2 separate regions of the Homo sapiens genome follow, and region 2 is linked to region 1. The links are chromatin contacts, found by Hi-C or POLR2A ChIA-PET in ENCODE. All regions are on one chromosome and are shown on one strand. The core of a region is the stretch at or near the end of the contact, and the rest is flanking DNA. Distances in the headings are between cores, read along the strand shown.

Evidence for each region. A loop is a pair of places that touch in the nucleus more often than their neighbours do. ChIA-PET counts read pairs that join two places held with the same protein, here RNA polymerase II (POLR2A). Pooled maps may share reads with other maps.
Region 2: a pooled map shows a loop between it and region 1 (4-fold over the local background). The contact joins two enhancer-like sites. A Hi-C loop is called at or near these places in 1 of 168 maps with a recorded cell type or tissue (sigmoid colon) and 7 of 50 pooled maps. POLR2A ChIA-PET finds 5 or more read pairs at or near these places in 1 of 52 experiments (GM12878).

What each region holds. Positions count from the first base shown.
Region 1 is chr1:21,021,056-21,028,272 of GRCh38, forward strand. All of the region lies in intron 4 of EIF4G3 (eukaryotic translation initiation factor 4 gamma 3), which reads right to left. Among named protein-coding and RNA genes, the nearest start is that of MIR1256, 36 kb to the left of the region's middle. RefSeq lists an enhancer at 1,345-1,489, a cis regulatory region at 1,412-1,422 and a silencer at 1,561-1,855. Within about 2 kb of position 1,401, at least 26 of the 41 ENCODE cell types and tissues checked have a DNase peak (open chromatin) inside an H3K27ac peak, as active enhancers do; they include GM12878, where a contact is called at or near this core.
Region 2 is chr1:21,330,221-21,337,523 of GRCh38, forward strand. It overlaps a transcript of ECE1 not described here. Among named protein-coding and RNA genes, the nearest start is that of ECE1-AS1, 41 kb to the left of the region's middle. RefSeq lists an enhancer at 4,156-4,375. Within about 2 kb of position 4,636, at least 39 of the 41 ENCODE cell types and tissues checked have a DNase peak (open chromatin) inside an H3K27ac peak, as active enhancers do; they include GM12878, where a contact is called at or near this core.

The DNA.
Region 1 (7,217 bases), core at 151-2,650:
TCACGGCAACCTTCACCTCTCAGGTTCAAGCCATCCTCATACTTCAGCCTCCCGAATACCTGGGACTATGGGTATGCACCACCACCCCCAGTTAATTTTTGAATTTTTAGTAGACACAGTGTTTTGCCATGTTGGCCAGATTGGTCTCAAACTCCTGGCCTCAAGTGATCCGCCCACCTCAGCCCCCCAAAGTGCTGGGATTATAGTCATAAACCACTGTGCCCAGCCTATTTCTTCTTAGTGACTCTAGCTTCCCTTTCCCTTTTGAAATAATCTCTGATTAAAGTTTACATGCTACAAATGCTGCACCTCTGAGAGCAAGAATACTCAAATGTCAAAAAGAATAAACCATAACAACTCACAATTTCTCAGACAATGAGCAGATTATGATTATTATGTAAGCTCAGGCTTCCAAGTGCTCTCTCCTTCAAAGCCAAGCATGTAACAGGTATACAGCATAACAGTAACCATACTCTGACATACTTAAGATTCTTTCTTTCTTTTTTTTTCTTTATGTGGAGACAGAGTCTTGCTCTGTCATCCAGGCTGGAGTGCAGGGGTGCAATCTCGGCTCACTGCAACCTCTGCCTCCTGGGTTCAAGCGATTCTCCTACCTCAGCCTTCCAAGTAGCTGGGACTACAGGCGCGCAGCACAATGCCTGGCTAATTTTTGTATTTTTAGTAGAGACAGGATTTCACCATGTTGGGCAGGCTGGTCTCGAACTCCTGAACTCAGGTGATCCACTTGCCTCAGCCTCCCAAAGTGCTGGGATTACAGCCATGAACCACCGTGCCCGGCTCTGACATATTTAAGACTCAATTACAGTACATGGTAGGCACAAACCTTCAGTACAAGATGAATAAATCAAGAAAATCAAAGTAAAACTATTGCTACTATAATTTAATATTAACATAAAATCCAGCAAATACGTAAATTTCTATTTCAAAACAACATTTGCTATAGCCTCACAAAAAGGTTCCTATATGAAAATTTTGGTGCAAAAATACCTCAACGATGGCACTAAGCACCGAAAATGCATATCTGTCCAAAGTATAATCTAAAATGGTACAGAATTATTTTATGGATAATTTAAAGGCTATCTTCTTTTGCTACCTTTCATTTAAATACCAAAGATTGCACCTTAACAATGTAAGAAATGAAATAGTACTGGCTGACTATATATCCAGTTATTTATAAGGGAAAGCACTCAATGATGGGTGTCCATTATGATTTTTCTATCTGATTATGCTAAATGTAGTACAAAAACCCCACAAGTTATTTTTAGGTCATCACTGAGTTGGTTAAATAAACATTATGTCTGCCTGTGTAATGTGACTCCCGTAGTACTTACTCTGTCGAGAATAAACAGACATCATGCACACTGAATCATATGAGACAGGTTCAGAAAACAGCTGAGTCACCGACCATTAGCCCTTTACTTCCTGTTCACAGTAACACAGTGGAAATTTCTACCTCACCACAACATCAGGCTTCTTTTCCCATTCCCACTAATAAGTTATACTTTCCCTCAATAACACCAACCAGTTTGTGTTAAAGCTCAATTTAGACATCACATAGTTCTATTATGTTCTAATATTCCCAACCCACACACCAAGTTCCTGACAATACAAAAACAAAGACAAGTAACATTAGGAGGTTAATTAGGTTGGCATGCGTCATCACAATTAAGCTAGGTCTATTTGGAAAAAACCAAGTCTCTCCAGTTGACCTACAGGTGGAAGTATTACAGTATCACCTCACTGTCCATGTAGCTTGTACTTTTTTGATATGGCCAACAGATCCCCTAGGTTTTCTTTCTAAAGCTTCCCTGAATTACATGGTAAATGTTCTTTTACTATGAATAACAAGCTTTAAAGCAAAATCACTTTCAGTTTTCTTTCCTTCGAGGATGCTAATTAGTAGTACCCTCAGTTAAAAACATTAGGCACGCAAAAACTTTTACTCACATTAGAATGAAAAAAACTCTCAAACTATACTTGACTTCAGATGTAGCAATCTAACAAGTTTGTGAGTTTTTCTTTTTTGTTTGCAGTAGCAATTCTAAGTCATGGAAATCAAGTTGAAAAAGACACGATTCCTATGCACAGGGATTTACAATTTACCTAACAACAGTAAAAATGACATAGAAAGTGGTGTAAGGGCTCTCCCTCTCCCTCCCCCTCCCCTCCCCCTCCCCCCCTCCCCCTCCCTCTCCCTCTCCCCACGGTCTCCCTCTCTTTCCACGTCTCCCTCTCATGCGGAGCCAAAGCTGGACTGTACTGCTGCCATCTCGGCTCACTGCAACCTCCCTGCCTGATTCTCCTGCCTCAGCCTGCCGAGTGCCTGCGATTGCAGGCACGCGCCGCCATGCCTGACTGGTTTTGGTGGAGACAGGGTTTCGCTGTGTTGGCCGGGCCAGTCTCCAGCCCCTAACCGCGAGTGATCCGCCAGCCTCGGCCTCCCGAGGTGCCGGGATGGCAGACGGAGTCTTGTTCACTCAGTGCTCAATGGTGCCCAGGCTGGAGTGCAGTGGCGTGATCTCGGCTCGCTACAACCTACACCTCCCAGCCGTCTGCCTTGGCCTCCCAAAGTGCCGAGATTGCAGCCTCTGCCCAGCCGCCACCCCGTCTGGGAAGTGAGGAGTGTCTCTGCCTGGCCGCCCATCGTCTGGGATGTGAGGAGCCCCTCTGCCTGGCTGCCCAGTCTGGAAAGTGAGGAGCGTCTCCGCCCGGCCGCCATCCCATCTAGGAAGTGAGGAGCGCCTCTTCCCGGCCGCCATCACATCTACGAAGTGAGGAGCGTCTCTGCCCGGCCGCCCATCGTCTGAGATGTGGGGAGCGCCTCTGCCCCGCCGCCCCATCTGGGATGTGAGGAGCGCCTCTGCCCGGCCACGACCCCATCTGGGAGGTGAGGAGCGTCTCTGCCCGGCCGCCCAGTCTGAGAAGTGAGGAGACCCTCTGCCTGGCAACCACCCCGTCTGAGAAGTGAGGAGACCCTCCGCCCGGCAGCTGCCCCGTCTGAGAAGTGAGGAGCCTCTCCGCCCAGCAGCCACCCCATCTGGGAAGTGAGGAGCGTCTCCGCCCGGCAGTCACCCCGTCCGGGAGGGAGGTGGGGGGGGGTCAGCCCCCCGCCCGGCCAGCCGCCCCATCCGGGAGGGAGGTGGGGGTTCAGCCCCCCGCCCGGCCAGCCGCCCCGTCCGGGAGGTGAGGGGCGCCTCTGCCCGGCCGCCCCTACTGGGAAGTGAAGAGCCCCTCTGCCCGGCCAGCCGCCCCGACCGTGAGGGAGGTGGGGGGGTCAGCCCCCTGCCCAGCCAGCCACCCCGTCTGGGAGGTGTGCCCAACAGCTCATTGAGAATGGGCCAGGATGACAATGGCGGCTTTGTGGAATAGAAAGGGGGGAAAGGTGGGGAAAAGATTGAGAAATCGGATGGTTGCCGTGTCTGTGTAGAAAGAAGTAGACATGGGAGACTTTTCATTTTGTTCTGCACTAAGAAAAATTCTTCTCCCTTGGGATCCTGTTGATCTGTGACCTTACCCCCAACCCTGTGCTCTCTGAAACATGTGCTGTGTCCACTCAGGGTTAAATGGATTAAGGGCGGTGCAAGATGTGCTTTGTTAAACAGATGCCTGAAGGCAGCATGCTCGTTAAGAGTCATCACCAATCCCTAATCTCAAGTAATCAGGGACACAAACACTGCAGAAGGCCGCAGGGTCCTCTGCCTAGGAAAACCAGAGACCTTTGTTCACTTGTTTATCTGCTGACCTTCCCTCCACTATTGTCCCATGACCCTGCCAAATCCCCCTCTGTGAGAAACACCCAATAATTATCAATAAAAAAATAAATTTAAAAAAAAAAAAAGAAAGTGGTGTAAGGAGTATGAATAATATATCAAGAAGTACAGAGCAGAATGTGATTAATTCTTCCTGGGAGAAGAGTTCCAGGGAGCCTCCAAAGGTGGCAGATCAACAGTGATAGATGGTGAGCTTGCAGTCAGCCATAAAAAGCAGAGGAGATCATGTGTAGGCAAAACAAGGAATATTTTAAACAGAAGCACAAAGACCTGAAAAACTAGGGCACGTCTGCTGAACCATAAACACGTCAGTAATGCCAGAGAATAGAAGTGCATGAGGTAGAGTGAGAGGAGGTGACATCAGAGGATTAGATTAGGGCCAGACTAAAAAGACGGGTCAAGTAAGGACTTCGCCATGAAGGTAATCCTAGGAGATGTTGAACAGGGCAGAAATATCATCCAATTTGTTTAAAAAAGAGAGCCATTACAACAATATGAACTCTTAGTGAAGATACTGGTGTCAAGATATCAAACAGGGATCTATTCCGACAGCCCAGGTACATAGTGATAAGGGCCTGATAACAGCAGTGGATCTCGACAGAAAAAAAAAAGGCAGATTTGGGAGTTAATTCATATATTATAGAAACAGCAGGATTTTCTGAGCACCTAAATATAAGGGGAAGAAAGCTGCTTCTCCAAGGTTTGAGGATTAGATGGTGAAGAATGCTTACAGAACCCAAAATGATTGGGTCCCAGGCTATCATTGACTTCACTTCACATACCATTACTGTCCAGCCATACTGGCCTTATTTTATTCTCTCAAATATATCAACTTTTTTTTCTCTCAAGGCTTCTGCAATAGTTGTTTTCTCTGCTTTGAATAAAAAAGTGATGAATTCATTTATATTATGGAGAGTTTTAATGTCAAAGAGATCTCTAGGTACAAAAGTCTACAGAGTAATTAGGCATGAAGAGAGCAGAGTCAACCCAGAATGAACTAAGAATCAGCAAACATAACCAACAGTCCTTGCCATGAGAGTGGATGAGATAACCTAAAAACCCAATAACAAAAAATTATCCCCTGTTCATGAACTGGAAGATTTAATATTGTTAATATACCAATACAACCCAAAGTGACTTACAGATTCAATGCAATCTCTATCAAAATCCCAATGGTGTGTTCTACAAAAACAGAAAAACTCCCCATCCTGATATTCATATGTATTCTCAAGGAAGTCTGGATAGCCAAAACAATAGCTGAAAAGAAAAAAGCTGGAGGCCTCACAATTCCAGATTTCAAAATTACAAATCTGCAAAAATGAAAAGTGCAGTACTGGTGTAAAAATAAACCAAAAGTAATTAGAAATGGGAAAAAATGGCCCAGAAATAAACCCACAAATATATGTTCAAACGATTTTTGAAAAGGGTACCAAAACCATTCAATGGGGAAAGGACATTTTCAACAAATGGTTCTGGGAGAAATTAGATATACATATGCAAAAGAATGAAGTTAGACCCTCACTTAACACCAAATACAAAAATTAAGTCAAAATAGATTAAGACCAAAATGTAAGAGCTAAAAGTAAAAAAATCTGAGAAGAAATCAGAGAGAAAACGCTCTGAAACACTGGATTTGGCAATGACTTCTTAGATACAATACCAAAGGCAGAAGCAAAAAAAAAAAAAAGTAGACAACTTGGGCATATTAACAATTTAAAATTTTTGTGCATCGAAAGATATTACACCAAGAGAGTCAAGAGGCAACCTACAGAAGAAGAGAAAATATTTGTAAACTGTACACCTGTTAAAAAGTTAATATCCTGGGCTGGGCACCATGGCCTGTTTGTAATCCCAGCACTTTGGGAGGCCAAGGTGGGGAAATCACTTGAGGCCAGGAGTTCGAGACCAACCTGACCATCATGGCAAAACCCTGTCTCTACTAAAAATACAAAAATGAGCCAGGAATGGCAATCCCAGATACTCAGGTGGCTGAGGCACGATAATCATTTAAACCCAGGAGGCGGAGGTTGCAGTGAGCTGAGATCGCACCACTGCACTCCAGCCTGCGTGACAGAGGGAGACACTGTCTCAAAAAAAAAAAAAAAAAAAGTTAATATCCTGAATATATAGAACTCCTAAAACTCAATCACAAAAAAGCAAACAATCAGATTCAGAAATGGGCAAAGGACACGAATAGACATTTCTATTAAAAAGACATACACAAATGGCCAACAAGCCCATGAAAATATGCTAATCCTAAGGAAATACAAATCAATACTATATTGGTATATATCACCTCCTCACACCAAGATGGCTAGTATATATATGTGTACATACACACATACAATTTTTTTTTTTTTTTTTGAGACAGAGTCTCGCTCTGTCGCCCAGGCTGGAGTGCAGTGGCAAGATCTCAGCTCCCTGCAACCTCCACCTCCCGGGTTCAAGTGATTCTCCTGCCTCAGCTTCCCAAGTAGCTGAGACTACAGGTGCGTGCCACCATGCTCAGCACAGTGGCTCGTGCCTGTAATCCCAGCACTTTGGTAGGCCAAGGCATGCAGATCACAAGGTCAGGAGTTCGAGACCATCCTGGCTAACCCAGTGAAAGCCTGTGTCTACTAAAAATACAAAAAATTAGCCGGGCATGGTGGCACGGGCCTGTAGTCCCAGATACTTGGGAGGCTGAGGCAGGAGAATCGCTTGAACTCAGGAGGCAGAGGTTGCAGTGAGCCGAGATCGCCCCACTGCACTTCAACTTGGGCAACACAGCAAGACTCCATCTCAAAAAAAAGGAAAAGTGTTGTAAAAGATGTGGAGAAAGTGGAACTCTTGCACACTGTTGGTAGGAATGTAAAATAGGTACAGCCATTGTGGAAAACAGTATGGCATTTTCACAAAAAATAGGAATAACCATACAGTTCTGCAATTCCACTTCCAAGTATCCACTCTAAATAAATGAAAACGAGGTCTTAAGGGAGTTCTTTGTACATCCACATTCATATCACTATTATTCATAACTGGTAAAACATGAAAGCCAACCAAGTATGCATCAGCAAATGAATAGATAAGCACAATATGGTACCATAGATAAAGTGAAACATTAGCCTTAAAAAGAAAGGGAATTCTGACATATCCTACAAAATGGATGGAACTTGAGGACAATATGCTAAGTGAAATAAGCCAGGCACAAACAACTACTGTATGATAACAGTTATATGATGTAGTTAAAGAATAGCCAAAGCCACAGACAGACAGGAGAATGGCTGTTGCCAGGGTGCAAAGGGAGGGGTCAAAGGGAAGTTATTGTTTAATGGGTATAGACTTTCAGTTTTACAAGATGAAAGAAAAGAGTTATAAAGATGGATCGTGTGATCACTGCATATTATCAATGTATACTTAAAATGTACACTTAAAAATGGGGTTAAG
Region 2 (7,303 bases), core at 3,386-5,885, 310 kb after region 1:
AAATACTTTTTTTTTTTTTTTTTTTTTTTTTTTGAGACAGAGTCTCCCTCTGCCACCCAGGCTGGAGTGCAGTGGCATGATCTCCACTCACTGCAACCTCTGCCTCCCGGGTTCAAGTGATTCTCAGCCTCCTGAGTAGCTGGGACCAAAGGCACGTGCCACCATGCCCAGCTAATTGTTTCGTATTTTTTGTAGAGATGGGGTTTTGTCATGTTGCCCAGACTGGTCTCGAACTCCTGGCCTCAAGTGACCCACCCATCGCAGCCTCCCAAAGTTCTGGGATTACAGGTGTGAGCTACCGCCCCTAGCTGACCTCACCAAATACTATTCAGCAATTTACCTGCTAATTTATCTATCTCTCCCACAGGCCTGGGAGCTCCTGGAAGGCACAGACACTGCCATGCCTGGCACAGGAAACGTACTCAGCAAATGTTGCTTCAGTTTGAATGCCAACTTTTTCAGCCTTCTGAGTTTCCTTTCTCTCCCCATTAAATGCTTCCTAGGCTAATCCTTCTTCCTCCCCCTGACTCAGGTCCTTTCCTTTCTGGGTCTTAAACTTCCACACCCCCTTCCTTGAAGGTCCCTATCCGCTCACCCCTGAGCTGATGCTGAACACAGGCTGTACAGGAAGACCTAAGATTAATTTCTTCCCTTTGCTGGCTGCAAAGGACTCTCATGGAAGGTGAGGCACTCAGAGTCCATGAGACTGGCTGATCATAAGGACTACGACCAGCTGGGTAGAAGTCAGTTATGGAGGAAGCACAAGTTGGATTCAGCCAGGGGTGGTGGTTCACGCCTGTCATCCCAAACTTTGGGGGTCCGAGGCAGGACGATCGCTTGAGCCCGAAGTTTGAGACCAGCCTAGGCAACATAGCAAACCCTGTCTCTACAAAAAAATTAGGCCAGGCACGGTGGCTCATGCCTGTAATCCCAGCACTTTGGGAGGCCGAGGCGGGTGGATCACTTGAGGTCAGGAGATCGAGACGACCCTGGCCAACATGGTGAAACCCCATCTCTACTAAAAATCCAAAAATTAGCCGGGCGTGGTGGTGCAGCGCCTGTAGTCCCAGCTACTCAGGAGGCTGAGGCAGAGGAATCGCTTGAACCCAGGAGGTGACAATTGCAATGAGCCGAGATCATGCCACTGCACTCCAGACTGGCGACAGAGTGAGACTCTGTCTCAAAAAAATTAAAAAATTAAAAAATAAAAACTTAGCCGGGTATGGTGGTGCACGCTTGTAGTCTCAGTTACTCGAGAGGCTGAGGTGGGAGGATCGCTTGAGTCTGGGAGGTTGAGGTTGCAGTGAGCCATGATGCACGATGGTGCCATTGCATTCCAGCCAGGGTGACAGGCAGAGTGAGACTTCGCTAAAAAAAAGAAAAAAAAAAGCATAGACTCTGTAGCCAAAACTGCCCAGGTTCCACTCTAGCTCTGCCAATTACTGACTGAGAGGAGAGATACATTACCTCTCTGTCCCTCAGTTTTCCCACCTACAAAACAGGAATAACAATAATAAGTACCTCACAGGGTTGATGTGAAGATTAAGTAAATTTATAACATAAAATATTTAGTGCTGTACCTGGCACACAGCAAACACTCAAGAAACGCTATTATTATTACTGCTAAGACTAGTAAAACACCGCGGGCAGGAAAGAATGGAGGATTACTGAATAAAGCCCTAATGCAGACAGAAGTTACTACTATGTCACTCCCACAAGGAAACATCAAACATCACCACTCCCAGGAGCCTCCTCAGAAGCAACCTGCCAGCCCTGGGCTGGTCATTCTCTGATAGTATCAGGGCCGTTTTGTCCCACTTTCCTCCGTGGACTTGAGCTCACTAAGGGCAGCCTTACTGCACCCTCCCCCACCCCATCCTCAGCACCCAGTGGTGTGCAGCAGGGTTGTGGGAAATATCTGCCAGACAGACATGCTTAAGATGTGGCCCGAGTCCCTTCCCCTTTCTGGAGAGGCCTGCTTCACTGGGAAGGCAACTCTCCAATGCCATAGTACAAACCCCTAGAGAGCCTGCATCCCTTCCAGTCCCATCCCTGCCAGACACTGGGAACGCAGAGGTGAAAAGGCAGGGGCTCTGCTCCATCAGAACCCTGCCTAGTAATAAATCAGGTGACATTTATTAGGCACTTAGTGTACTGCAGGCACTGATCCTGGCACTTTACAAGAATCTCGTCGCTTATTTAAACAACTCTCTAAGCTTGGCACTATCCTTATTCCCATTTTACTTATGCAGAAATAGAGGCTAAGAATTAAGTACTTTGCCTGAGGCTGCTCCAGTAAATGGCAGAGCTGGGATTCAAACCCAGGCAGGCTGGGCCAGAGCTTGAACTCTTGATCTGTGTTAGTCCAGGGGGAGGGGGGAGGAGGGGGGGAGAGAGATAGGAGAGAGAGGGGAGGGAAGGGGAGGGGAGGAAACAGGAGGAGAGCGGAGGAGACAGGAGGAGAGGGGAGGAGAGGGGAGAGGAGGTGAGGGAGGGGAGGGGAGGGGAGGGGAGGGGAGGGGAGGGGAGGGGAGGGGGAGAAAGATTTCAGTCCAAGGTGACCCTGAGAGAAGTCAGTCAGGCGAGGAGTTAGAGGGAAGGGGGCTGCGGGAACACAGGATGGGGGTGGGGTGGGCGGATGGTGAAGTAAGTTTCTAAGAACAGCTATGGAAAGAGAAACAATTGGGACATGTGTCAACACTGTTACAATATTAGTGCCATCCAATTCTTGGAGTCTAGCACCAGATATGCACCATGCATGCTCTGAGTGCTGCTCCTCTCACTGAATATTTGCAGTCTTCCTGGGAGGGACTTATCCTCACTTCACAGATGGGAAATCCAAGGCTCAGAGAGGAAGACACGCCTGCTAAAAGTCCTTGGTGACAATTCAATGGCAGATCCAGGGTTCAAGCTCAAGTTGATCCCATGGCCCTTGGTCTTAACCACTAGGTCACACTGAACAAACAGGTATTGGTGGTGCGTGGTAGGGATCTGATGCAGAAGGTGGGGGGAGCTGCCCAGTTTTTCACCCGGGACCTGCACTTAGTGCCTCCGCCTCCCCCACCCCTATTTGGGCTGAAGGCAGACAGCACAGCTCCAGCCCACCAGAGCCGTGGGGGGGGCGGGGGGGTGGGTGGGTAGTAGTGTGGCCTGGCTAAGGAGTCTCTCAAATATAGTGGGGAAATAAAATAAGTAGCAGAGAGATGGGCCAACCATGGCCCATTCTCATCTTCCCTCCCTAACCGCGTTCATCAGAAAACAGCATATGTGAGGGCCAGCACGCAGCCATTCTTTCCGGTGCTTCAGGAGGTTAGGATGACAGAGCCACGGGCTGGGCGCAGTGGCTCACGCCCATAATCCCAACTTCTTTGGGAGGCCGAGGCAGGCAAATTACTTGAGGTCAGGAGTTCGAGACCAGCCTGGCCAACATGGTGAAACCCCGTCTCTACTAAAAAATACAAAAGTTAGCCAGGCATGGTGGCACCTGCCTGTAATCCCAACTACTTGGGAGGCTGAGGCAGGAGAATTGCTTAAACCCAGGAGGTGGAGGTTGTAGTGAGCTGAGATCGTGCCACTGCACTCCAATCTGGGCAACAGAGCGAGACTCCGTCTCAAAAAAAAAAAAATGACGGAGCCACAAAGGTAATAACAGCTCCCACCTCCCAAGGGCCAACTCCGTGCACCGTCCTGTGAGCTTTACAACCTGTCATAAATTATCAACCACTTTTCACAACACCACTATGAGAAAGGTGCTACCATCATCCCATTTCATAGAGGAGAAAACCGAGGCTCAGAGATGGTCACTCACCAAAGGTCACCCAGCTGGGACTAAGTGACAGAGCTGGGACTACAACCCACATCTGTCTGGCTCCAAAACCTCCATACCTCCATCTTATCTAGAAAGAGTGCTGGATGAGGAGTCTAGAATCAGGGTCTAAGTCCTGCCTCTAACCTGCTGTATAGCCTCAGGTAAGTCTCTTTCCCTTTGTGAGCCTTGGTCTGCCCTATGAGGAAGTTGGCCTAGATGACCTCCAAGTCCCACCTCCTGTGACTCTGTGAGCTCTCATGCCCTCCTCTCTCTGGCTCCCAGCCACCACACCGGAAGCCCAACAGGATGCCGAGTAACCACCCACTGAACACTCAGGGGCGAAGGAAGATGAAGTGCCGCTTTCTCATGGCCATCTTCCACCAGACCAGCCCAGGAAACAAGGAACCACAAAGCCACAGGATTCCCTCCAGCGTGGCCGTGTGAACAGCAGCCCTGGAGCAGAGGGGCTGGGCATCCCCTTGCGGCCATCACTTCCTATGCCCTCACTTCTCGGCAGGGTGTGCGGAAGCGAGGGAGGCAGGCTCCAGCTCAATGCCCTCTGGCTCTGTTTCTCTGGGTCCCCAGGGGCTGGGACGGTGGGAACTGGTCACTCTGGGAGAATCCCAAGCCCACCCCGGAAGGCTGAGTTGAAGTGGAGGTTCAGACAGGTCTGTCTGGCTCCACAGGTAACTTTTGCCCACTGTGCTCTGCTGCCAGCAAGGTCTCGAAGCATCTGGGATGCCTGGCTACCTCTCTCCCATCCCTGAAGTAGCAGCCAAAATCCCAGATCCTGCAGAAACCTACGCCTCCTCAGCCTCAGGACAGACGAATATCCTGAGGCCCGCGCTCCTGCCTCCCTCCTGCCCCCTACAGTCCATGCTCTACACAGCAGCCAAGGTCTTTCCAAACAGAAACCAAGCCCAGTCGCCCCTCAACGTGGGGTCCTCCAGTGGCTTCCCACCACTATTAGAACGAAATGCTGACCCCTGCCCCACAGACAAGGCTGTCCATGGCTTGCCCCTCCAGGCCCACCTCTCCCTAGCCTTCCCTCCACCCTCCACTGCCTCTGCCCGGCCACACCAGCGTTCACCCCCTACATGTGCCAAACTTGCTGTTCCGGCAGCCGGGAACTCTCATCTCCCCCGCCCCCGTCTTTGCCCGGCTGCCCCCTCCTCAACCTTCATGTCCCAGCTCAGACATCACCTCCTTTCCTGGCCGCTCCTCTAGAGCGGCCCCCTCCCCTCACAGCCACTCTCCACCACATCGCCCTGTTTTGTCTCCTTTCTTCTCTCGGAGCGATCCTTCTGGTGGGTGGCTTTGCCTGTTTGGTCTCCAGCTTCCTCCCCTAGAGTGCAGCTCCTTAGGGGCAGGCATGTGACTGCTCCATTCTCTTCTGTCCCCACAATGAGGCAGGGCCTCCTTGGGTGCTCACAACCCTGAAGATGAGGACGCTGCAGCCCTGAGAGGTGGATTGAGCCGCCCAAAGTCCCAGAGCCAGGGAATAGCAGGGTTCAGACCGAGGGCGACCTGATGCCAAGCCTCAGTGGGTGGGGGGCTCTCACGGCTGGGGGCCTACTCTGGAGGGCTCTCACCCAGGGTGGACAGAGTCGCAGTGAGGCTCTTAGGGCGGGTACCAAGAATGAAGGGCCCACCAGCTTTCCCAAATGGTCCTTCTGCAAGCTACAGGCCAGCTGAGCTCCTGCCTGGGGTGGGTGAGACCCTGGGGGTGAAGAGGCACCAAACACCAGGAGCAAAGGCTCCCAAATGAGGGAGACCACAGACACAGGGAGCTGGGAAGCTTCGACCCACCCAGTGCTTGACGGAAGGGGAAAGTGAGGACTATGGAGGGGAAGGGACTTGCCTGAGGTCACACAGCCAATCAGTGGGTCTCCAGGGAGGGAGGCCCTTCCCTACCCTGCAGAACAGCAGGCGAAGCCCAAAGCCCAGGGTCTGGGCAGAGTGCCAGCCCAGAACTGCCAGGCCCTGGGGGCAGGGGCAGGGCTACAGAGTGAATCTGGGGCATTAAGACAAAGAAAGGACTCAAATTTCTTCCTTCTTTCAAAAAACACTTGAGACAGGCAGTGTCTCATACCTGTAATCCCAGCACCATGGAAGGCTAAGGTGGATGAATCACTTGAGCCCAGGAGTTCAATACCAGCCTTGGCAACTAGTGAGACCTTGTCTCTACAAAAAAATATCAGAAAATTAGCTGGGTGTAGTGGTGCACCTGTGGTACCAGCTACTCAGGAGGCTGAGGTGGGAAGATCACTTGAGCCCATAAGTTCAAGGCTGCAGTGAGCTGTGTTCATGCCACTGTACTCCAGCCTGGGTGACAGAGTGAGAGACCCTGTCTCAAAACCAAAACAACAAAAAACATTCACTGAGGCCGGGCGTGGTGGCTCACACCTGTAATCCCAGCACTTTGGGAGGACGAGGTGGGCAGATCACCTGAGGTCAGGAGTTCGAGACCAGGCTGGCCAACATGGTGAAACCCCGTCTCTACTAAAAATACAAAAAATTAGTCGGCTGTGGCCGGGCGCGGTGGCTCACACCTGTAGTAATCCCAGCACTTTCGGAGGCCGAGGTGGGCGGATCACGAGGTCAGGAGATTGAGACCATCCTGGCTAACACAGTGAAACCCTGTCTCAACTAAAAATACAAAAAATTAGCCAAGCGTGGTGGCGGGCACCTGTAGTCCCAGCTACTCAGGAGGCTGAGGCAGGAGAATGGCGTGAACCCAAAAGGTGGAGCTTGCAGTGAGCCGAGATCGCGCCACTGCACTCCAGCTTGGGCGACAGAGCGAGACTCCAGTGTGGGGGACAAAGCGAGACTCCGTCTAAAAAAAAGAAAAAATTTGCCTGGTGTTGTGGCAAACGCCTGTAATCCCAGCTACTTGGGAGGCTGAGACAGGGGCAGGAGAATCGCTTGAACCCAGGAGACAGAGCTTGCAGTGAGCCGAGACTGCACCATTGCACTCCAGCCTGGGCAACAAGAGTGAAAGTCCATCTCAAAAAAACAACAACAAAAAAAGAAAGTTAAACACACATTGCCCCTCTGACCCAGGAGTTGCACTCCTAAGTATGTGCCCCAAAGAAATGAGTGCTGAGGTCTGCAAAGAGTTACATACGAGAATGTCACAGCAGCCTCAAGCTGGAATCAACCCAAATGTCAGCCACGGACATTTACACGTACATCCACCCAATGCGGCACGACTCAGCCTAAAAAGGAGCAGATGCTGGTACAGGCGACACGGACAAACCTCAAACATTCCTTGCTGTCCAAAGCTGAAGAAAACCAGGCACAAAAGAGCACACATGAATGAATCCACACAGAGAAAGCTCAAAACCAGGCCAAACTAGAGGGCCAGTGGCCACCTGCTGCAGGGGACTGATGGAGGAGGCACACGGGAACTGTGGGAATGGTTCACACTTTGGTCCAGGTAGTATGCAGGTGTGTGCATTTGTAAAACGTGAGCTGTACAAGATATGCATACAT